Regions from separate parts of the Mus musculus genome. Here regions 2 and 3 are each linked to region 1. Evidence: chromatin loops called from intact Hi-C (ENCODE). Cell type or tissue: left cerebral cortex. All regions are shown on one strand.

Region 1 (8,000 bases):
TGTATATGTTTACTGGAAGAAATCTACTTGGATATTCCCCAGTGGAAACCATTCAAAAACTAAAGAAACTATTTTTACACATAACAGAGTCTCACTGATACAAAGATAACTTTCTGAACAGGCAAACACACAGTGCACTGTACAAGTCCAGAGAAAATTGAAAACAGACCAATGTCATGTTTGCTAGTGTGAGTGAACCCTTCATTGGGTGGGGGAAGGGAAACTCTGAGGTGCTTTGGGAGCTGCGAATGCTTGGTTGCTTGGTCTGGGTAGTAACAATTTAATACAAAGTCCATTGTATTGGCGAACTGTCGTGGGATACTTGAGCTCTGTGTGGAGTTGACTCTCCATTTCAGACCCAAGCAGGTTTGTCTCAAGTTGTCCTCCCTAAATCCCTGTCCTAGGGGAGGTTGATCCCCTAACTCTGTAACTAGGAGGAAGGAAAACAGCAAAAAGTAGAATTAAAAAAACTGTCCAGAAGAGGGGGCTAGAAAGATGGCTCGGGGCTGGAGAGATGGCTCAGTGGTTAAAAGCACCAACTGCTCTTCCAGAGGTCCTGAGTTTAATTCCCAGCAACCACATGGTGGCTCACAACCATCCATAACGAGATCTGATGCCCTCTTCTGGAGTGTCTGAAGACAGCTACAATGTACTTACATATAATGAATAAATAAATAAATAAATCTTAAAAGAAAGAAAGAAACAAAGAAGAAAGGAAGAAAGAAAGGAAGGAAGAAGGAAAGGAAGGAAGAGAGAAAGAGAGAAAGATGTCTCAATGGTTAAGAGCACTTTCTGCTCTTCCAGAGGACCTGGGTTCAATTCCTGGCACCACTTGGTGGCTCACAGCTGCCAGTAACTCTAGTTCTGGGGTTTCTATCGCCCTCTTCTGATCTCCAAGAGCTTTGGCATGCATGTACATAGTGCACACTCATACACATGAATAAAAAAGAACTTAGAAACATATTGTTTCAGGGTCAGTGAAGTGGCTCGATGGATGAAGGTGCTTGCCTGAGTTTCATTCCCACACCCCCACAATTAAAAAAAATGTAATGTAAAATAATAGCAACAGCAGACCATTGTGTTCTTGTGGACAGCCGGAGGGCACACAAATTCCACCAGAGGCTGCTGCTTATTCCGTGGTATAAAAACACCTGCAGCGGGAAAGGGAAGCAAAAAGGCTCAGCCTTGGTGAGAGTCCTCTACTCGGCTGGAACTCAGGCTGCAGTGGTTTCTGCTGGGTGGCTGAACGAGCCCTCTTTGATGTTATTTACCCGCTGCCTGCATTTGTTCTTGTCTTTGGAAGCCTCACCCTACAGGAGATTACTCTGCCCACATCTCTCCAGTGAGAAGCCCAGCTGGCTGCCTCACCGGGGCTTTCCAGGTGATTTTTGAAGGATGACTATGAGCACCCAATCTGATGGTGATATCTGTAGGCTTGCTTGTCTTGCTTTTCCTAGGAAGCATTACTCAAGAAGACGCCCGGGACTCTCCATGGGGATTCTTCCAGCTGCCTTGATGGGGAGTCATCTATATGGTGCTTCTACTTGTTTTAAATGGCTTTTTGCCTCCAGTAGTGAGTTTCCGTAGGCTTTTGCCCCATCAGTAAATTTCCATTTCTCTGAGACATATGCCACTCCCCTCTAATGTACTGCAGATCTCTTACCTGTTACACCACAGAGAGGAGAGAGTGCTGGGGTGCCCACACTTACCTCAGCCAGGCAACAATTCAGTTATTTCCATGTCAGTGGACCAAGACATAGGCCTGCTACAGAAGAGCTACATAAGCACCATTAGATCAACAGAGAACAGGTGGCGTGGAACTCACCAGCGGGACACCTTAAAACCAAAGAAAAACACAGCCTCCTAATAGCTGGAGAGCTGCCTCTCTCAACTATTTGTATTGCCTGCCAACAAACTTCACCTTTACTTTGTGGTCACTGTTTTTCTGTCTTTTAATTCTTCAACTGATGGAGGGAAGGAACCCACCTGCTAGCCAGTGTGAGAGCTACTGTAGATTCTCCATACCATACAGAACAGATAGGACGTTCAATTTGTGCAGCATTATGTAGCTAGAAAATAATGATTTGTGCCTGCTACCTATCTGTGCCCCAATAAAAAGTTTACTTAACAAAAACTATAGCTGTTATGAAGTGTGGTAGTGTATATCCCTGGTACAAGGAATACAGATCTAGGTTCTAACCCTGCTTTACCAGTTGCTCAAGTGACTTCAGTGCTTGGCACCAGCTTCCTTCTTTGTAGAAGAGAATATAATACATACTAAGGATTTTAGCTGGGCTTGCTTAGCATATCAAAGTTCCTGAGCCATAACAACAATCAAAACTCAACAGGAGGCTGAAAAGATGGCGCACACAGTCTGTAACTCCAGTGCCACAGATTCCTATGCCCTTTTCTGGCTTCTGCATGTACTGAATCCAGGTGCACAAATTCGCACTCCGATATACACATGTACACGTAACTAAATATAAAATCCTTTCAAAACGTTTAATTATGTGTAAGTGTGTTTCTGCTAGCGGGGACGTGTGCTTGAGTGCAGGTGCCTGCAGAAACCGAAGGAGTTGCCTACAGATGCTAGTGAGCTGCCCCACCTGGGTGCTGGGAACCGAACTCGGGTCCTGTAGAAGAGCCACAAGTGTTCTTCAGCACTGGGCCATCTTGACAGCCCCTAAAAATAATGTGAAGAGGACAGAGAAGAAAAGATTCGACAGGACTCCGCAAAGATCTGCATTCGCAGCTGCCTCGGTTTCTCCAGCTTTGGTACGATCTGATTGGCTCCTCGCCGTTCTGTGACCTCTGCTTCTCTCTTCAGGTGGCGGCCAGAGAAGGTCAAGAGATTCTTCTGTGGAACTAAAGGCTTCTTTAGTGCCTCTCGTTTCTTATACTTAGTTATGTCTGCGAATTCCTTCTAACAAAGCTCTGGAGTTTTTAACAAGTTAGGACAGGACTTGATTAATCTTCATATTCTCAGTTCGGGGCTGGCTTTGTAAAGACAAGAAAGTAAAAAAGTGGATAATATTAAAATCAATCAATCAATCCTCTGGAGACTTTTCTTCAAGAGCAACTCGGCCGCGCCATCTACTGGAGAAACCTTCACAACGCGCGACGGGCCGCGAAGCAGGATGGCGCCAGAACAAGAGTTACTGCGCACGCGCAACATCCTTGCGGGTCCGCGCGCGCGCGCCTGGAGCGCAGAGCGCAGGAACCCATCTTGGGGGCGGAGCCCAGGGCTAAGAGTTTCCCGCCCTTCCTGTTATCCGGCCCGTCAGGTCAACCCGCAGCGGTACCTTAAAAACTACGTTTCCCAAGATGCTCTATGTGAAGGACTTCCGTTGGCGTCAGCGGAAGCCGTGACTGGCCGGGCTGCACTGAGGCCGGCTTGGTCACTATGGAGGAGATAGGCATTTTGGTGGAAAAGATTCAGGTGCAGTGGGGATCTGGGTTTCTTAGCGGGAGCTGGACATGAGTGGGGTGCTGAGGGGTTCTCAGGATCCCAGCTCTGGGCTGGGTGGTTTCAGAGGCCTCGGTGTCGAGCTTTGGGTGGTCCCGGGGCCTGGCGGGGTAGTCATGTTGTCAGGAGGGCGGCAAAGCTCAGAAAAGCAGAGCGGGAGGAAAGTGGCGTTGAACTTAAAGACTTTTCAGACAGAACGGTTGCGAGGCCTGGAGAGCTGTGCTTACTAGCTTTTCGGTTTGGGGTCTGGACCAGGTGGAGGATGATGTATGGGGGCCCCGTGGCCTAGGTATGTTCGTGGCCAAGGGACCAGTGGACTCACTGTGCTTGGGACGTGAACGGTGAGGCGTTAAGTATTGGTTGTGGTTTGGCTGAGTGACCTTTGGCTTTAACGTGAGTTGGGAATCTGACATGAAAGCTTTTGGGGGGGGGAGGGGAAGAACTGGGTAATGAGACTCTGAATGTGACTCTGACTTTAAAATCCATGGGACTTTTAGAACCTCTTGAGGGGACTGGGATGCTAAGGTTCGGTATGGAGCTGCTGCAAAACTTTCATGATGAGTTTTGTTTAAGGGGCCTACTATTAGCAATCTACATAGGGGACTGAGCAGCTCCTGTATCTATTGAGAGATAGTGAATGATGTCAGGTACTGGAGACATAGGTGACTTGGTGGCGAAATAGGAAGAACGCTTTCGCTGATTTCACGAGATGATTCTCTGCTTCCAACACCAAGTTGTCTTTACCGTCTACAGGATGAGATTCCAGCACTGTCCGTGTCTCGGCCGCAGACCGGCCTGTCCTTTCTGGGACCCGAACCTGAAGACCTGGAGGACCTGTACAGCCGCTACAAGGTGTGTTCAACCCTAAGCTGGCTCCTGCATACCTCCCATCCCCCATCACATACGCCCCCCCCCCCACCTCCCACTGTGGTACGGCAAGGCTGCAGCCAACCCTTTGCCCTCCCTGTGCGTGCAGAAGCTGCAGCAGGAGCTGGAGTTCCTGGAAGTGCAGGAGGAGTATATCAAGGACGAGCAGAAGAACCTGAAGAAGGAATTCCTCCACGCCCAGGAGGAGGTGAAGCGGATCCAGAGCATCCCCTTGGTCATCGGTCAGTTCTTGGAAGCTGTGGATCAGAACACAGCCATCGTGGGCTCCACCACAGGTGAGTGGTGAGGCAGGCTGGGAGCAAGGCAGGGTGATAGAATGGCCAGAGTACTGACCGATCCAGAAGTGGATACATACTTTATTTTCTGAATGTCTCTTTCTGCCTCTCAATTCACGTGTGTGCGTGTAGTTTCACCATCCAAGTGTGATGGTGTACGCCTTTAACCTCAGCACTTGAGGAGGCGGAGGGACAAGAGGATCTTTGTGTGTTTGAGGTCAGCCTGGTCTACCTAGTATGTTTCCCGGAGTACATACAGAAACCCTGTCTCCAAACAAGAAGAAATTTACCATGTGGGTTGGAGTACCTTTGATGTTTGTGGTTCTAGTCTGTTTGAGTTGAACAAACTGGTGGTCACTTCCCTCGCCTGAGTTAACGCCACAACTGCTGCTGGATATGGAGCTGCTGTCTGGAAGCATCGGTTGTGTGTAAAGACGTTTGGCTCTGTTGAGGACTCAGCATACAACAGATGCTAGTGACATAAATCCATACCCTGCTCTTACAGTAGCTGACGATTCTGGTGTCTTACCTGTCTTTTCCTGCTGCTCGACTGAGCCGTGTGTTTATAAAGGCTCTAGATAAAGTCGTGTAACCATGTGGGATTGGACAGGTGGGCTTTGAGGAAGTGAAGGGAGAGTAATATCCAAGATGAAGGCTGTGTCTTTGAAAGTGAGACTTAAGACGGTGGGGCTCCCTGAGATAGTGGTGTGATTGGAGGGGTGGATTTGGAGGCAGACAGTGGGGAGCTGAGGCTGTGGAAGATGTCTGGGTGGCCGCTGCACTCACAAGTCTTGCTGTAGAGAGTAGATTGGAGAAAGGAGATGGAGGCTGCTGACCAGGAATTTATATGGAGACTTAGGCAGGGGATAGTTCCAAATGAGGGCAGGGTTTGGTGGTGGGCTAGGTGAGAGCAGAGGGAGGTGGGGTAGAGAGAGTGAGTGACTGAGGGGGCCAGAACGAGGCTTAGTCCTCTGGCTGGCAACTCGGGGACAGCACAGTTGAGTGGAGAACACCAGGACTGTGCTGGGAACACATTGAAAGATTCCCAGGGCCATCCAGGAGACCACATGTGAGATGCACAGAGCTGGACCTCAAGAAGGAAGCAGGGCTGAAGACCAGCAGGGAAGTCATTAGGATGAGCATGGGGGCTAAGAGGGGATGACCTAGGGCCAGACGTGGGAAACGTGGAAAGTGCCAGCTGTGTGTAGAGGGAAACGGGGAAGGAGTGACGTCAAGTCTCTGGCATTTCACTTCGTCTTCCTTCCTGTCTGCTCCCAAAGGCTCTAACTATTATGTGCGCATCCTGAGTACCATCGACCGGGAGCTGCTCAAGCCCAACGCCTCGGTGGCCCTGCACAAGCACAGCAATGCCCTGGTGGACGTGCTGCCTCCCGAGGCCGACAGCAGCATCATGATGCTCACCTCAGGTGAGGGGGGCACCCGGGGCCCTGGGAGTCCCACGGGGACCCTGGGGGCTGAGCCGCAAGCCCTAGCTCCACTCTCCCACCAGACCAGAAGCCAGATGTGATGTATGCCGATATCGGAGGCATGGACATCCAGAAGCAGGAGGTGAGGGAGGCTGTGGAACTCCCGCTTACACACTTCGAGCTGTACAAGCAGGTGAGGAGGACGAGGCGGCAGGGCAGGGAGAGGTCTCTGGGCCTAGGGTTGGTGACATAATCCCTTGGCTCATCCTTTTCCCGTCTCTTTTAGATTGGCATCGATCCTCCCCGAGGTGTCCTCATGTATGGCCCTCCTGGCTGTGGAAAGACAATGTTAGCAAAGGCTGTGGCACATCACACGACAGGTGAGCCTCTCACGGCCTCCCCCATGCTCTTCCTGCCTTGTTTCCTGCTTCCTTGGGTTCCGTAAGGAATGACATAAGGGTAGTGTCTGTAAATAGAGGCTCTGGGACCATAGCCCAGGTGGCAGTCCTTTACAGGATATGCAGTCCCCGGCAGGTGATTACGCCTCACTGTGCCCTGGGTTTCTCAAAAGTGGAAACTAAGGAGCCAGGTGTGGTCTCATATACCTAGAATCCCAGTGCCCAGGAGATAGAAGTAGGTGAGTTGCTGTGAGTTCAAGGCCAGCCTGGTCTGTATGGGCAGTTCTTGGCTGGCCAATGCTAGATAGTGAGACCCTGTCTTAGGTGAAATAAAATTTAAAAAGCCCATCTGGACATTCTGGCAAATATTCTTTTTGGGGGATTCGGGGGTGGGGTTCGAGACAGGGTTTCTCTGTTTAGCTCTGGCTGTCCTGGAACTCACTCTGTAGACCAGGTTGGCCTTAAACTCAGAAATCCGCCTGCCTCTGCCTCCCAAGTGCTGGGATTAAAGGTGTGCGCCACCACTGCCCGGCTTCTGGCAAATATTCTTAATCTTAACTCAGGAGACTGTGGCATTAAGATAAACATTTAAGGTTATTCTGGGTTACCTAGTGAGACCCTTCTCCAGACAAGCAAAAACCAAGCCAATAAACAAACATCCCACCCTGATTCCATAGGATGATGACGAGTTAGAAAAGCGATGCAGTGTTTCTATGGTGGGTTCAGACTTGGTGACTATCACCTGGCTTGCTGGGCAGAAGCCACAGGGGCGAGTGGTTAGAGGTAAGGTCAGGGCGAGAGTGGTCCATAGAGAGAGTACTCTAGGGAGTCGGGGTGGACGGTGAGCAAGCATGTCCTGGCTGTGCTGTCAATCCTGCATAGACTTCTCAGGAAGGGGTTTCCAGAAGCTGGGGGTAAGGAGCTGTCAGGCACAGAGATTGGGAGTGGGAATTTAGGTCAGGAAATACACTTGTGCAGAGGCCCAGCGGCTGAGAGGAACTCATGTGCAGACTCATGGGTAGGCTGCAGATGCCGCTAGAGCAAACTCATACTTGTGGTTTTGTCCTGGTGAGTGGCTGTGCAAGCTACGTTTGGCAGCACAAAGGGATGAGTCTGGAAAGATGGTAAGGTGCCCGATTAGAAATAGACTAAAATAGTTTTAGTCTAAAAGAAACCTGAAAGCCAATCAGAAAACGTGGTTTGGGGACCCCCCCGATATTTGCCTCATGCTGTGTGCTTAGGGATGGATGACTAAGGGTCTGGTGTCGCTGAGATTTGCCAGTGAACTGGGTGTGGTTGGCAGGAGGTGGGCATTGAAGAGCAGTTGTCAGTTCCTGGTTTGGGCCCTGGCGTCCTTGTTGGCTTCATGGGGTAGAGGGATGAACTGAGGAACGTGAACAGTGGCTGCACTCTGGGACACACTGAGATCTCACGACCAGGGAACACTCAGCCAGAAACATGAAACACCGAGGCACTGTCCTTTGATGTGAGCTCTGAGTGAGATTCAGAAGTCAACAGTGTGTGTCCTCTTCAGTTCATCTTTATG
Region 2 (8,000 bases), 250 kb before region 1:
ATAAGTCCATGGCCTTGGGTGGTCCTGAGACCTTTCATGGTAGACTGTGTGCGTAGAGCTTGTGCACAGGGATCTGTGGACGCTTGGCCTCGGGCATGTTAGTCCTGCACCCCTGGGGCTAAGAGTTGCTCTTTCCACGCTCTGGATCTAACGGGTGGACTCGGGTTCTATACTGGGCCTGAGTATGACGGCAGGCAGGCTTCTGAGTTGACCCTTGTCTTTTTCTGTCCCTCATCCCCAGGAGGAGCAGCAGCGCCTGGCCGAGCTCTCCAAGTCCAACAGGCAGGGCCTCTCCTTTGGCTCACTCGCCAGCCGACTGTGGCCTCGCTCCAAGCAGCCCTGACTTCTAGGCTTCCTCAGAGACTTGATGCCTGAGCCTTGGGCCCCAGCCCTTACACGGCAAAGTGTGGACAGCTATGTGTCCAATAAAGCGAGTCCCAGATGCCACAATGCCTGTGTCCAGAGTCCAGATGGGGCACTGGGGTGAGGTCTTGGACTCGGTCGTCATTCACAGTGACTGAGCACCACCACAGGGCTGGGTGCCATGAGTGCCTCGTTGGAGTGGGGCTCCTGCCAGCCTGAAACTGAAAACCTGGGTTTCTGCTGCACATGTCTTCCCATATACTCTATGAGTTGGCAAAGAAAAGCCCCTCTCTCTCTCTCCCTCCCTCTTTCTCTGGCTCTGGACTCCTTGTGTGCTGTAGAAATAAAGAGAAGTCTGGCCTCTGGGGAGCCGCCTCGAGGGCTGTCAGCCTAGCTGCCGTGTGTGGCTCTGTGGGAATGTGGTTCTGGAGCTGTGCGGTCAGCCACACCTCATAGAAGCCAGAAATACGATTGCTTTGTCTTTTTGGAGACATGGTCTCGCTGCGTAGAGCTTGCTAACCGTGATCTCAAGAGGTCCACCTGCCTCTGCTTCCAAGCGCTGGAACTAAAGGCGTGCACCACCACGCCCGGCTCACTAATAGGGTTTTTTAATTAATTTATTTTTCTTTATATTTATTGGTGTTTTGCCTGTATGTATTTCTTTGTGAGGGTGTGGGATCCCCTAGACCTGGAGTTACAGTTTTGAGCCACTATGTGGGTGCTAGAATTGAACTCAGGTCCTCTGGAATAGCAATCAGTGCTGTTGACCTGAGCCATCTCTCCAGCCCCAATGATAGTCCATTCGTTTTTATAATGTGTATATATGTGCTTTGTCAATGCACCGTGTGCTTATTCTAGAACTCATGGAGGCCAGAAGAGGGCTTGGAATCCCCCAAGGTTGTGAGGGAGCTGCTATGAGGGTGCTGGAAATTGAACCTATGTCCTCTGCAAGTGCAGCCAGTGTTCTTAACTGCTGAGCCATCTCTCCAGCCCACCCAAAATAGTTCACAAATTGATAGGCTCTTGTGTAGTAGCCACGCAAACTTTTGGCAAGCTACTGCAAGGTACTTAAGACTTAAGGTCTTAAGGCAAAGCAGTGGTGGCGCACGCCTTTGATCCCAGCACTTGGGAGGCAGAGGCAGGTGAATTTCTGAGTTCGAGGCCAGCCTGGTCTACAGAGTGAGTTCCAGGACAGCCAGGGTCACACAGAGAAACCCTGTCTCAATCAAAAAAAAAAAAAAAAAAAAGACTTAAGGCCTTAGTTTCTTCCTGTCTGAGGTAGGGTGGAGCATCTGACCCAAGCCCCTGCTCCAGCCAGCATCTAGTATTAGCCTGCGTAAAACCAAAAATTAATGCTTTTTTGGCAGTTTGAAGACATGGGTCAGATGAGACTGCATTCTAGGTTGTTTAAAGTGCCTTTGGTGGTACCATGGGGGGAAGGGTTGGTGTGCCACAGGGCTGTAATTTCAGCTTTTAAGACACAGGAGAACTGTCAAGTTTGAAGCAAAACTGGTTATGTAGCAAGACACTATACAAAGAGTTACAAGTAAAACCAAAACTCAGCCCAGAGTACTAGGCAATACAGAGGGGTGCTCCCAGCAGCCAAAGCTCTCAGCCCAGAGTACTAGGCAATACAGAGGGGTGCTCCCAGCAGATTTTGAGGACTCCCTTCTCTTTTTTCCTTCTTCCAGGACAGGTTTCACTGTATAACTTGCTGCCTGGAATTCTTTCAGTAGACCAGGTTGGACTCCAACTCACAGAGAACTGCCTGCCTCTTCTCCCTTCAGTGCTGGGATTAAAAGAACAACAGTGGACCAAAGCTTGCTGTAGGGATAGGATCCTGGGTGGAATGGGTTGTGGGTGGAGGGAACGTGGTTTTTGGAGTTGGGGTCCCTCAGAGCCCTCTGAGGGAGGGGCCCTCATGTCTGAGATGATCTTGCTATGTAGCTCAAATTGGCTTTGCACTTAATTGGCCCTCCTGCCTCAGCCTCTTGAGTACTGTGGTTATAAACATGTACCCCTACAGTCTTCTAGAATGGATTTGAAATGTGACTTAAGTCTGCTACCTCAGCCCTGTCTCGTGTCACTCCCACTGGAGGAGAGAATTGAACATAGGTGCAGGAGCCCTGAGACAGTGCTCATATGATGAGGCGGGAAGCATTTAACCCCAAATGCCCTGTTCTCCAGGGCTCTCTGTGTGGAGTCGTTTGTGTGTATAGTCATGTCCCCTCCTCACACCCCAAGACAGTAGTGAACAAGGCTGCTAGGAAGCAGTGTCCTACTGTTCCCTCAGGGGAGATGTAAGGCAGGCAGTTGTGGGGGGATAGAGATAAAAAATGGGGGCAGAGAAAAGGGGAACACATAAGACTATAATTCTAGCTATTCGGGAAACAGGCAGGCAGGAGTGTGGAGGGTTTTGGGCTGGCCACTCTGTCTCAGACTAGGCAAGGGCTGGGGTGGTAGCTCAGCCGGAGTGCTAACCTAACAGGCATAAGGAGTGTTCACAGGAAAGAGAACTGAGGAGAGAAGCAGTGGTTTGGGGCCTTAGAGGTGTTTGTTTGTTTTATATTTTTATATGTCTGGGGGCAGAGTAGGCATGGGCATCCGGTAAGAGAAGAGTGGTGGGGGTAGTTCCTGGCCATGTGGATCCACGGGTGAAAACAGGCTTGGCAGAAAGTGCCCTGCCTAAGTCATCTCACCAGCTGGAAGATGCTGTTTTAGACCGGATGGAATGATCTGGAGCGCCTCTTTGGAAGGTGTGTGCCAGCAGAGTCTACAGTGAGAGGAAAAGCTCCTGGGATGGCTGGTCGGGCAGGCATGATCGTCCCAGGGCCTCAGCCTTTGCTGTTCACAATGTGTTTGCTCCAGGATCCTCCTCACACCCCAGGCCTTAGCAGGGGCTCTGTTTCTGTGCGTAACAAAGTCCTAAACAGCTAAGACTTTCAGAAATCCCTTAAAGTCTGCTTTATTTGTGATTCAGAGCTCTGGAAATACCACCTTGCCTCGTGGTGAAGCAAAACCAGGTGTGGTAGGGTTTTGTGGTATTTTCCTGTATTGGTTTTGAGAAAGGCTTTATGTCGTCTAGGCTGGCTTCTTTCTCTTGTTTGTCCTGCTTCTGCACTGCTGGGATTACAGGTCTGCCATGCCCACCCACGCCTCTTTTTCGACTAAACATTTAGTGGGACTATAGCCGTCTCCCCTCTACAAGACAAATGTGGATATAGGAGCAACTTATATTTTCCCTAAAATTACTAGCTCTGAGTATTAACTTAGTATTTACTGGGGGTGGGGAGTGGGTTTCCTCTGTTTCTGCAGCCTTGCTCACCGTCTGACTTCAGCACACTAGCCTGGGCACCTGCACCTAAATTGTTTTACTTGCCTGGATCCTGCGAAATCCCACCTCCTCGCCCCCCGGGGTGGGATGAGCAGCTCCATTCATCTGGGGTGGAGAGTGGGGCCCTGGTGCCCGAAGACTGAAGACTAATTTCCTGTCCGTTTGCCTCTCACACCTTCCTGAGCCCAAATGGGAGGCCCAGCTGCGGCCCAAGGGGGAGGGGCACGGCCGCCCGGCAGATGGCGACATTTACATACAGCTGGGAGGCCCCTCCAAGACCAGGATCCTAGCCTGGCGTCTGGTGGCGATACTGGCTTCGCGGAGGGGGGGCTTTGTTTTAAGAAGGGGAAACACACATGCATACACACGAGAGGTCTTCCACAAACACACAGGGGTCCACACAAAGAACTCAGGATTCTTCCTCACCGCCTCCTCTGTGGGGCTCCGAAACACAACCTCACACACAGCCGGCTGGAGACGCATTCACTGCACTCATGGGTTCATAGGGTCCTCCACAGCGGACAGGAGCTCACATAAGTACATACATGATAGAGAGGAATGCACCTGTATTTCCGTTCTCCCACTTCAGTACGCACAGTATCTTAGAAATTAACCCCTGCCGCTTTCAGATTGGCGCATGCAATCACACTCAGGATGAACCTCACCAAGTCGCCCACATAGAGTTACTGTATCCCTTTCCCTGGGACCCCTCTCGGCCGGTAGCTAAAAGACTGGCCTGAAGGGGCGGAGCGTCCCCTCAAATATAAGACTCCGGCATCCAGCAGCTGCGACTCCTGAGACTATTTCCCCATCCTGTCCCCCAAAGCAATGGTCTCTCTGCAGGTGTCTCCGCTTTCCCAGACGCTGATCCTGGCTTTTCTTCTTCCTCAGGTCAGATACAGAAAGGAAAGGAACAGATGGGGTTGGGCCGAGACCTGGAGGTCTTAGAGACTTTCATGGGGCACACAGATACCTAGGTCCCTTAACCTTGTGGCCCTCTCTGTCCCAGGCACTGCCAGCTGGTGTCTTCGAGCTACAAATTCATTCTTTCGGGCCAGGCCCAGGCCTCGGGACCCCACGCTCCCCCTGCAACGCCCGAGGCCCTTGCCGCCTCTTCTTCAGGGTCTGCCTGAAGCCCGGAGTCTCCCAGGAGGCCACCGAGTCCCTGTGCGCCCTGGGCGCAGCACTGAGCACGAGCGTCCCGGTCTATACGGAGCACCCCGGAGAGTCAGCGGCTGCCCTGCCGCTGCCTGATGGCCTCGTACGTGTGCCCTTCCGCGATGCTTGGCCGGTGAGTCCAACCTCCACCTCTTTCTGTCCCCCCCCAGCTCCCGACACCATCCCGTGCCCCAGAGCCTTTACTACCCCCTCCTCTCCGAAACCCACATTCCCAGACCCCCTCCGCTATTCTCTTCAGGGATGTCTTAAAACTGGGCTTCTCATCTTTTTGTGGTTGTGTGTGTGTGTGTGTGTGTGTGTGTGTGTGTGTGTGTGTGTGTGTGTGTTATACTCACGAATACGCTTTACAGCGATATGTGGACAATTTCAGTTCTGCCCTTTATTTACCATGTGGGACCCAGGGGGTTGGACTAAGGTTTTCAGTAAGTGTTTTTTACCCAGTGAATCCTCTTCTCATCCTGTTTTGTTGTTATTGTTTGTATTTTGTTTTGTATTTTTAGAGACAAGCCTGGCTGTCTCTGAGTTCACTATGTAGCTAAATCTGGTCGTGAGTTCCTGATCCTCCTGTCTTCACTCACTCCCATCTCCCAAGTGCTGGAGTTATGGGGTGCAATAGCAAGTCGAGTTGGGGTCTTTGTCTTTATTCTAGATCTCTTCTTTGGACCTGGGGCTCCTCTCAAGCACTTTCTTGAGGTCACCTAATCTCTCATGTTTCCAGCCTTAGTTCTTTTGGTTGGGACATCAGGTCACTTACTGAATCCTGGTCCCCATCCCTGTACCCTGCACATCTCAAAAAGAATCAGGGCCCGTATTTGAAATGTAGACATTGTTGGGAACTTTTTCCATATTTTATTTCCTCACCTGTAGATGGGAACACCTTAGTATGTCCTTTTGGACAGGGTCTTGCTAGATACCCCAAACTAACCTCATATTTGAAACCCTCCTATCTCAGCCTCCTGAGCGCTGGGATTACAGGTATGTGCAAACACACTTGGCACAATGGCGTATCCAGAATGAGACCAAAATGCTCCTGGCTCCCGGGGCAGCTCCTTCTGGGAATGCTCCGTAGCTCAGTCCCAGAGCTGGCTTCCAGACTCCGTGCTGTGTTCTGGAGGTCAGTGAGCTTCCCTGACCACCGGCTTCCTCTCTTCGTTCTTCTCTGTCCAACCAGGGCACCTTCTCCCTCGTCATTGAAACCTGGAGAGAGCAGCTGGGAGAGCATGCTGGAGGTGGGTGTCTCACGGGTAGGAAGGGGCAGTGTTGAGTTCAGGACTGATAATGGGCTGCCTCTAAAGTGGAGCATTCCTGCTGGGCTTGTGATGTCATCATAGCTCCTAGGATGTGGTGCTGGGCTAGTGGTTTTGGATCTGTGGGCAATCTGGGTATAAATATAATTCAAAATTCCTAATGGTAGCAATGTAAAGACCATGTCCTGAGAGAGGTTGAGCATCTCTGACCCCAAAATGAGACAAAGGGCTCCAAAATCCATTTATTGTATCTTATCTGTTGTAATAGAGAAGAACTCCCCATATGCTATGCAAGACTCCATCATTGAGCCTTGCTCCTAGTCCCTAGTAGATTCCTGGGACACTCTACTTCTGAGCCATCTCCTTGGCCTTGATTTTGTATTTGAAACAATGTCTCATGTAGCCCAAACTGTCTTCAAAATGCCCATTATAGGAATTATCCCCACTATGCTGCACCTAAAATTTAAGTCTTTTTCTTGAAACAGGGTGTCACATAATGTAGACAGGCCTTGAACTTGCTGTGTAGCCCAGGCTGTCCTTGAATTCACAGTTCTCCTGCCTCCGCCTCCCAAGTGCTGGCGTTGTGAGCATGAACCACCATTTTGAGGTTGGTTGTCTCTTTTTAGCTTTCTGGATAAGGCTCCTCCATTGGTACTAGGCCATCCATCTGGCTTAACTCTGCCCTTTGTGAGGCTTTTGCTGGGATTAGACATGAGTGGAGCCACTACGCATAAGACCTTGAGGGGGCGCTATGACTTCACTTTTGGAGATCCTGTCCGTAGCTATTGATGGCACAAGATGTTAGAAGTCTCCTATTTTAATATTCTAACAAATACAGGAGTTATCTTAGGAGTTAGTGTTATTTTAACACTAGATATGCCATGCAGGTCCCTAGGTGCATTAAGGGGAGGGCAGGCTTGCTAAGGAGGGCTTCTACTCTTCACCTAACCAGGAATTCCCAGGAGGGGTGGGGATGACCTGAATCTCAGTGCTCTACATCATTCTTTCCGCAGGGCCCGCCTGGAACCTGCTAGCACGTGTGGTCGGCCGTAGACGCCTGGCGGCTGGGGGCCCGTGGGCCCGCGATGTGCAGCGCACAGGCACATGGGAGTTGCACTTCTCCTACCGCGCGCGGTGCGAGCCGCCCGCCGTCGGGGCCGCCTGCGCGCGCCTGTGCCGCTCACGCAGTGCCCCCTCGCGGTGTGGCCCGGGACTGCGACCCTGCACGCCATTCCCAGACGAGTGCGAAGCCCCGTGTGAGTCCCTATGCGTGCCCTGCGCTACTACTTAAGCGCGGATCCTAGTTCCTTCTCATATCCCATTGATCTCCTTTAGGGAACCGAGGGCCCTGGGTCCCAACCTGCTCTAGCATTCATGTCTTGTTCTTTCTGCCTCTCCTCTGCTTCCTGCAGCTGTGTGTCGACCAGGCTGCAGCCCCGAGCACGGCTACTGTGAAGAGCCTGATGAATGCCGTTGCCTGGAGGGCTGGACTGGACCCCTCTGCACGGTCCCTGTCTCCACCAGTAGCTGCCTGAACTCCAGGGTTCCTGGTCCTGCCAGCACTGGATGCCTTTTACCTGGGCCTGGACCTTGTGATGGGAACCCATGTGCCAATGGGGGCAGCTGTAGTGTCAGTATCTTTTTTGTTTTTGTTTTTGTTTTTTTTTTTGTTTGTTTGTTTTGTTTGTTTTTCGAGGACAGGATTTCTCTGTGTAGCCCTGGCTAGAACTCACTCTGTAGACCAGGCTGGCCTTGAACTCAGAAATCCGCCTGCCTCTGCCTCCCAAGTGCTGGGATTAAAGGCGTGCGCCATCACCGCCCGGCTTTCAATTAATTTTTGAGTCAGGGACTCTCACTGAGCCTGAGCTGGCCAGTTC
Region 3 (8,000 bases), 88 kb before region 1:
AAGTTCTGGCCAGTACAGCAGACAGCCTGGTGAGCAAGTCTAAAAAGAAGTGATGGAGAGGCACCCATCCTGGGGAGAAAGAGGACACAGAGAAGAGGCAGCCTGGCAGCACGGCTTTTGTTTTGTTGGGATTTTTGACAGTAGAACTCACCATGTGTGGTCTTGATGTTGTCTGGGTGGACAGACATTTTCTCAGTCTTCGAGGTTAAATGGGCATCTCCACCCCCCACCCCCACCACAAATGCTCACTTTGTACCGGACATTTCACATCACCTGTTACCTTGCTCTCTGGTCCATTCTTTAGACACAAGTCAGTAATTCTAAACTTTCATAAGGACAAAACTAGGAAATTCTAATATCTACTGAGCACCAAGACCTCTTTTTGAGACCCTGAAGATGTGAATTCATCACATCCGCAGAACTGCCCAGAGACCAGAGGCTCCTGGTGGAGAACTATTTGACTATGATCTCTGACCGAGGTAAGACAGTCTGAGAGACTGTCACAGAGACAAGAAAAAGTAACAGGGCCTGGACCTTAGCCACAAGGTCGTTGAATGAATCCCACTCTGCTTCCACCACAGCCTTTGATCTTCCCTGGATTTGCCCCCCCCCCCCCCGTTCCCGCCCTGCCGCACTCACCAGCACTTTGCCTTGGTATTCCCGGCGCACCTCCAACTTGATTCCTAAGGCCTCCAACTTCACAGAACGCACAAAGCTTACGCTTTGACTTCCACGGCGTTCATTTTCTATAAACACTTTGAAGTCGGGGAGAGATGGGTGCTGGCCACAGGAGGCAGTAAACAAGTATGTGCAGGTACCCATGAAATTGAAGATCCGCTCATCTAAACTCATGTAGTGTGGGTCTCCGGATGCCCGGCAGATGCGGAAGTATTCCGGGAAGCAACCAAAGGAGCCATTCTGTACCCCACAGTGCTCCTTAGGCAGACACCCTGTTGTGTTCCTACAGATCACCTTCTGAGTGGCTCCATCACAGGTGCAGCGGAGGTGGCATTTTTCGTCCGCGTACACTTCTTGACCTGGGGCCAGCAGGCGGTCCTGGAAGATGCACCCACAGGATGAGACAGGCATGCAAAGGCCACGACTGGCCACGAAGCCTGGAAGGCACACGCAGCCCTCCACGCAAGGGCGCGAAGAGCAGTTGGTCGGTCTGGCTTCTGAGTTGCAGGAGGGTGGGCAGGCAGGGCTGCAGAGCTCATAGTGGCTGTTGGCTGGACAGGTCAGGGCTGGAGGGGTTGGGAGAAAGGGTGGGTCATGCCAGGTGTGGGGCTCCCCGAGACAATGCTGCTTCATCAGAGGTCCACACCCCTCAGTTAATGGCACTCCTCCTTTCCTGATGCTCAGGCCCCAGTGCCCCCTCCGCCCCATCCCTGGACAACCAACCTGGCAGTGGGCAAATCTCATAGCTTTCACCTTCCAAGCCCACGCAGAATCTGTGTCCATGACCCAGGAACCACAGCAGCCTCCTGCCCGGTTCCCTGCTCCCGGAACTGTATGTGCTCCTCACAGCACCAGAGGGACTGTGAATGCAGGCTCAGCCCAGGGACCTCGACCTTCTGTGACTTCAGTTCACTCAGGGGAAAGCAGAGTCCTCCCGAGGCCCAGGGGTTCCCCTATGCTCCCCACAATCTCCCTGTCCCCATCAGTCTCATTCTCCTACTGGCACACTCTGCACACTCAGTGGGTGGACAGGTGCCTGGTCCCAAGATTCCCCACTGAGATCTTTGCGTTAGCATTTTCCTCCTACCATTATTATATTTTCCACAAACAGACTTTGCAGGTAAAGACGAAGGCTCCTGGAGTCCAGGGGGCTAGATTTGAAATGCCAGCTCCCCCCTTGCCAACACTTTATGAGCAAATGACTCTGTATCTGTCTGTATCTGTATCTGTATCTGTATCTGTATCTGTATCTGTATCTGTATCTGTATCTGTATCTGTATCTGTATCTGTATCTGTATCTGTATCTATCTGTATCTGTATCTGTATCTGTATCTGTATCTGTATCTGTATCTGTATCTGTATCTGTATCTATCTGTATCTGTATCTGTATCTGTATCTGTATCTGTATCTGTATCTGTATCTGTATCTGTATCTGTATCTGTATCTGTATCTGTATCTCAGTCTTGCCAGGAGTAAATTCGAGAAAGCAATACTGATTTCATTGGCTACAGGGATTGAACTGTAGAACTGTAGCTGGGTACTCCAGGGCCAACATTGTGATGACTCAGCTGACTCCATGGCCTGGATGTGACTCGCTCCAGGGTCCACTGTCATTGGCTTCCTACATCTTCACTGAGCTTCCAGATACTCTCATAGGATCTTGCTCTTTGAAGGTGTTTTCTAGTAGATCTGCTAACTCTCTGTCTCTCCCTCCCCACCCAAGATATAGGTTCTGCTGGGGTGGGAACACAGCTTGATTTGGTCAAGTTGAATCTTCAGCATGGAGCACAGGGCCTACGAAATGGACAGGAGGGGCGATAGACTCATTGGCTTCTCCGTTGGAGTTTGGGACATGTGGAGAGGAAGGCTTACAGGACACTGGGACATAGTAGTGATGCAGGAGAGTCCAAGCAGTGTCTTTGTCTCCCTCTGGACTCATTGCCCCTCTGAATCCCTAGTCTTCAGCTCTGGCCTGACATCGGTTTCACCCCTCACTGGCCTGTATGCCTCTTCAGCATTTCGCTGAGTTGTCTACTACATGGCAGACAAGTCACCGTTGGCTCCTGCTTTGTCCTCCACATGGCCAGCACAGATACAGGCTCTTGTGGAGTTATGACAGGTTTATTGACTGAATGGATGGGCGCCTGGCTAGTCGTCTTTGATATTTTTCAGAGGGCATTGGGAGTCATGGGAGTGTTACAACCAAAGAATAATCACTGAATTTGATCTTGCAACTTGACAGACTATCTTTCGTGACAAACCTCTGTGGTTCCCTGGGTCAGGAAGGAGCCCACATCCGTTTTCCCCTTTTTGGATATTCCAGTCCTTCCCATGAATTTTAGATTTGAAAATTTTATTCTAGGAAAATCTTCTCTGTAACTGTCCCCTACTCGCCCTCTAGCATCCTTTATCCCTCTTGAATTCCCCTAGTGTCTTATCCTGCATCCCTCTCCAACTAATCTCCAGATATGCTAGAGTGCCCTCTTGTGGCAACCTCAATCACTGTGGTCTATCCTGTTCACTACTGTGTGTGTCCCTGGAGTGTCTTGGATGTCTCAGTGTTTCTGTCATTGCCTGTCACTGGACTGAAGCGTAATCAGTGCTCTGGTACCAAGCAGACACAATGGGTTCCCCACCTCTCATCAAAATTCTCTACCCTGTCTTGAACTCACGGCAGTTGGTTCGTGACCTCCATTCGCGGACAGAGATGCCCAGGTCCACACAGGCTTGTGCATAGGCATTGAGGCCACGGCACAGGGTGAGACGTTCCCCTCCCGTCACGCACATGTCATATACACATTCTTCCAGGAAAGGCTTGGGGTCCAGAAATTGATGACAGTCAGCAAATGGGCCTGAGGGCAGAGTTAGCATGCCACAGAAAAGGTCTTTCTTAAAGAGCTGGGCCTGGCTTGGGATGCAAGACGGACAGTTGCCATAACAGCCATCATCACATAAGAGGTCTTGATCATTCACCTTCCAGCTTTTGGTGAAATTTAGAACATCAGGAGCTTGCTTCCCATCAGGCGTGAGGAAGTCATCTGCAGGGTCTCCATTATAGTTGCCGCACAGCCCAGACACCTGGTCTTGGAAGCGCTTGGGCAGGCTCAGGGTCAGCTGGCCATCCCAGTCATAGGTGACCACCAGCCCAAAGTCCAGTTCTAGCACACCTCGTGTTCCACTCTGGTGCACACGCAAGAGACCCTCACTCAGGGAGACCGGCAGGCTTGAGTACTGGTAGTCGATCTGCAGAGAGGTGACAGTGGTCAGACTCGTGTGTGATCTCTCCTTCAGACCTTCATCTCCTTTACTGAAATCCCCAGCTCTAGTCACATAGGGTGCCTTCCTTCCTTTGTCACCAGCTGAGCCTAGGGATGTGGCCTGAAGTGTTCTTCCCTGAGATGTGCATGAAGACCCCCGCCCCCTCCCCAACAATGTCTGCTGAGGTGTCACTGGCTCAGTGAGGCTGTCCCTGGTCACCCTTTCAGTAGCCCTTTCCTGTTGCCCCTCCTCCTCTGCTTCCCAGTTCCCACAGCTCCTGGCCCTCTCCCACAGTGTGCAGGTTTGCCACATGCTCCACCTATCAGAACCACTGGGAGCCCACCTCATGGTTTTATCTCCAGTGCCTCTGACAGTGGCTGGCAGAACGGCAGGCTCATTACAAGAATGAAGCCAGTGTGAGGAAGGAACCTGGCAGGGTTGGTGGCAGCAAGGGGCAGCTGTAGGAAGCCAGTGAAACAGTGGGATTCATGTTCATGACATGAGGAAGCAAGAGTCAGGAGGCTATGGGCAGAACCAGTCAAGACCTACAAGCACCAAAACGGTGACAAATCCGGCAGAGGGCTGCCAGCCTCTTTAAACCACCATCACTGGGTAGCAGTGGGCTATTTTCCTTTCTGCTGCTGTGACACAGCGCATTTGTCAGATGCAACTTTGGGGGAGAAAATTACAACTCATCTGTGAGGGAAGCCAGGCTTGAAGCAGAAATAATGAGGAATAACTGCTTGCTGGTTGGCTCACTGGCTCACTCTTTAGTTCTCTTATATAGACCAGGCCCTGGTGCCTAGGGATGGTGCTACCCACAGTGGACCGGTCCTTCCTACATCATTCAAAAGCCAGCACAATCCCTCACAGACAGGGCCACAGGCCAACCTGGTTTAGACAGCTCTGCAATTGAGGGTTCTCTCAGATGACTTTAAGCTATGTCAAGTTGACAATTAGGGCTAGCTAGGACAATCAGCATAGGCATTGTTGGGCACAATGAACAGGTTAGTCCTCAAATGGTAACACCAGCTTGCTAGTAACCCCAGTTCATCCTCCATCTCCCTAGTCCTACATTTGGGTCCCCTGGGATACCAGGAGCAACTTTGGAAGATTCTCGCCTCTGAGGAACAAAACTAAATGCTTGTTGCTATCTTTAAAATCCCTCATCATATAGGGGTTTTGGGTCCTGCAGTGGCTTTGGGGTCTTGATTTATTTGAATTTGAGATCTGATCTGCTTATGTGTGGAGAAACCCTGATTCTTACCTAACGTCCTGGACATTACCTTACCTAAAGGTAAGTCTTACCTAAAGGTCCTCTGGACTGAGGGATCTGGTTTTCCACTACCCTGTTTCTTCTTGGTGGTGAGGACATCTATATCAGCTCCAGATGCCTCTTCCTCTCTGCGTCACTCAGACTGTGACTGAGCTGGCCGACATTCTGTTGGCTGTTTTAATGTACACAGCTGCTGGGGGTGCCTCTTGAGCCCCAGCTGGGAAGGAATCAAGACCATGACTGGACCTGCCTAGAATGGGCTTGAAGTCTCTGAACTAGTTGCAACAGACATTTTTAAAAAATCCATGCTATTAAAAATTAAATATAAAATTTCCTGTTGGGGCACAACACTGTAGTCTAATATGGCTTAAGTGTGCATTATATGAAAAAGACACTTGACTCTTAAATGGGCCATTGAACTTTTATAGTATCTTGAAGTTGGAATTGTTTCGACAAATTAAGGTATGTGGAATTAGATATCCACCATAAGTATACACACATATATGTGTGTATATATACACATATATATGCTTCTAAGTATATACATATATTTATATATGTGTGTATTATATATATATATACATTATACACACACACACACACACACACACACACACACACACACACATATATATATATATATAAAATGTGTGTTAGAGAGAGACAGAGACAGAGACACAGAGAAGGTGTCCACAGTGCTTAGAGGCATTGAATCCCCTGGAGCTCGAGTTACAGACAGTTAGTTGTGAGTCACCTTATGTGGGCAATGGGAACTGAATTTGGGTCCTCTGGAAAAGCAGTATGTTCTCTTAGCTATTTTTATATAATCAAGATTTTTTTCTAAAAGATGGGAGCAAATCTAGGGCATAAAGATCCCACACGTCAACGATACCCCCCTCCTAGTTCACAGCAAAGACCTTGAAGGGACAGGACCAGTGTTACTCTAACCTTAAGCCCTGGAGTTCCCCGGTTCTCAAAGAGCATCTTTTCACCTTTTGATGGATCTGAGTTGGCTCCTCTCCCCTCCACGCAGCTGCTGGAACATCTGGAGAGAACACCTACTTAATGTATTGGTGACTCTGAAATGGTCTCTTCCTTCAGAGTTCATGAAGGTACCCAGTTTTCTTAGGGTCTTCAATTGAGTGCAGCAGAGGGCAGCTCACTGAGACCTCCCTGGCAGGTTAGTCCAATGCCCAGGGATGACCCACTTGGATCCACTTCCCATTTTGTTGGGATAATCTTTTTGTACACTGTGCATCTCTGTCCTTCCTTGCCTGTCTAAGGCATCTTCTGATTGATGTAATAAAGATCTGATGGTCAATAGCTAGGCAGGAGAGGATAGGCAGAACTTCTGGGCAGAGGTAGGAACTCTGGGAAAGAATCAGGTCCCAACCAGACATGGAGAAAATTAGGCATAAGGGGTTGAGGAGAGGCAATTGGGCCATGTTGCAAATGTGGGCGAGTATAGACAGGGTTAATTAAGTTATATGAGCTAGTTGGAAACAAACAAACGTAAGCTATAAGCCCTAAGCATTCATAAATAATAAGAGGTCACTGTGTCATTATTGGGAGCTGATGGGTCAAGAGAGTTGAAGACACTATTTCTACTTCTAACCCATTAAATTGGTCAAAGGCTGGTGAAGCTCCTTGCCGGTGTTTCAGCTACACACCACCTGTCTGAAGTTCTGTATAAGTCCTTGTCTTAAACAATGCTAGCGAGATAACTGTCAGGCTACCTTCCAGCTCCCCATAGTCAAGTGACAGAACAGGAGGGACTCGTATTCCAGCAATGACAGGAGCTGGTTGGTGCTATCACAAAAGTAACCTGTTAGGCCCTTAAGCCAAGACGCTTGAGTAAGATGAAAGTTGCGTCTGGTAGAAGCATCACCTGTGCATTGTGCAGGTTCTAACAGGCTGCAGGGCCTCTTCTGCTTGGTGACAGAGCTCTAGCTCCACGGTTCCAACTCCGGATGCCCTGGATGAAGGTGGGGGCTTGTTTGCTCCTTTTATTAATAACAGGATAACTGAAGACTCTTTTCAGCCTTGTCATAAAGACTGTACCAAATAACAGATGAATTAAATTACATCCTGAAGCCTCCAAAAGTGTATGAGCAGTCAATAAATTATAAACAATTAAGGGGGCAGAGGCATGGGTCTTTCTTGATTGGTAGACTCAGTCTATAATGACTAAGACTATAATGACTATGAAAAGATCATACCAGCCCCCACCTTCAGAGCATCCAGAGTTGAAAACGTGGAGCTAGATCTTTCTCCCCAAGGGGAGGAGGCCACTGCACCCTGTTAGAACCGGCATGATAGACAGCTGAAGCTCCAGATCACAGGAGCCCATGATAACTCAGCTAAGGACAGAGGAGGCTTGGGGACCCCCACAACCCAGTTAGCTTTAATCGTGTCTTCCCTGTAACGGTGGGGGACAGAGGGACAGGACGAGGAGGGGAGAGGGAAGATGATGACAATTGATCATGAGGTGTACACTCAGAAGCTTTGTGACTGACACAGAGTTGTTTTTTTTTTTTTTTTTTTTTTTTCGAGACAGGGTTTCTCTGTGTAGCCCTGGCTGTCCTGGAACTCACTCTGTAGACCAGGCTGGCCTCAAACTCAGAAATCCGCCTGCCTCTGCCTCCCAGGTGCTGGGATTAAAGGTGCGCACCACCACTGCCTGGCTGACACAGAGTTTTAACTACCCTCGAGCAACAAGAACTAGTCCTGCTGTGTCCCGTTATGAGAGTACTCAGGAAGTCCTACAGCCATTACAGTGCACTCTGGC

Evidence for each region. Hi-C counts contacts between places; a loop is a spot of excess contacts. Peaks named below come from ENCODE experiments on the same cell type or tissue, not always from the same donor. Only the 100,000 strongest peaks of a DNase experiment are listed, where the experiment ranks them.
Region 2: a loop joins it to region 1, with 3 times the contacts of the local background. A loop is called at or near these places in 9 of 42 quality-filtered maps.
Region 3: it touches region 1 in a loop (2.7-fold over the local background); 12 of 42 quality-filtered maps call a loop at or near these places.

The regions. Positions count from the first base shown.
Region 1 is chr7:28,045,422-28,053,421 of GRCm38, reverse strand. Psmc4 (proteasome (prosome, macropain) 26S subunit, ATPase, 4) reads left to right here and starts at 3,330. Exons shown (of 11, transcript NM_011874.2): 1 at 3,330-3,439; 2 at 4,220-4,318; 3 at 4,443-4,629; 4 at 5,910-6,056; 5 at 6,140-6,249; 6 at 6,343-6,436. The coding sequence starts at 3,404. In left cerebral cortex, a CTCF peak has its summit at 3,104 (motif pointing left); a DNase peak (open chromatin) is centred at 3,220; H3K4me3 peaks cover 1,041 bases; H3K27ac peaks cover 369 bases.
Region 2 is chr7:28,298,272-28,306,271 of GRCm38, reverse strand. It overlaps Dll3 (delta like canonical Notch ligand 3), which reads left to right and starts at 4,487. Exons shown (of 9, transcript NM_007866.2): 1 at 4,487-4,588; 2 at 4,707-4,988; 3 at 6,048-6,105; 4 at 7,137-7,379; 5 at 7,536-7,753. The coding sequence starts at 4,526. It overlaps Timm50 (translocase of inner mitochondrial membrane 50), which reads left to right. Exons shown (of 11, transcript NM_025616.3): 11 at 242-446. The coding sequence ends at 343. In left cerebral cortex, CTCF peaks have their summits at 3,930 (motif pointing right), 6,862 and 7,333 (motif pointing left); DNase peaks (open chromatin) are centred at 3,912 and 6,866.
Region 3 is chr7:28,132,984-28,140,983 of GRCm38, reverse strand. 9530053A07Rik (RIKEN cDNA 9530053A07 gene) reads right to left here. Exons shown (of 20, transcript NM_001164655.1): 4 at 3,351-3,921; 5 at 640-1,244. It also overlaps the pseudogene Gm21925. Among named protein-coding and RNA genes, the nearest start is that of 9530053A07Rik, 7.5 kb to the right of the region's middle. In left cerebral cortex, a CTCF peak has its summit at 3,165 (motif pointing left); DNase peaks (open chromatin) are centred at 3,165, 5,384 and 5,976.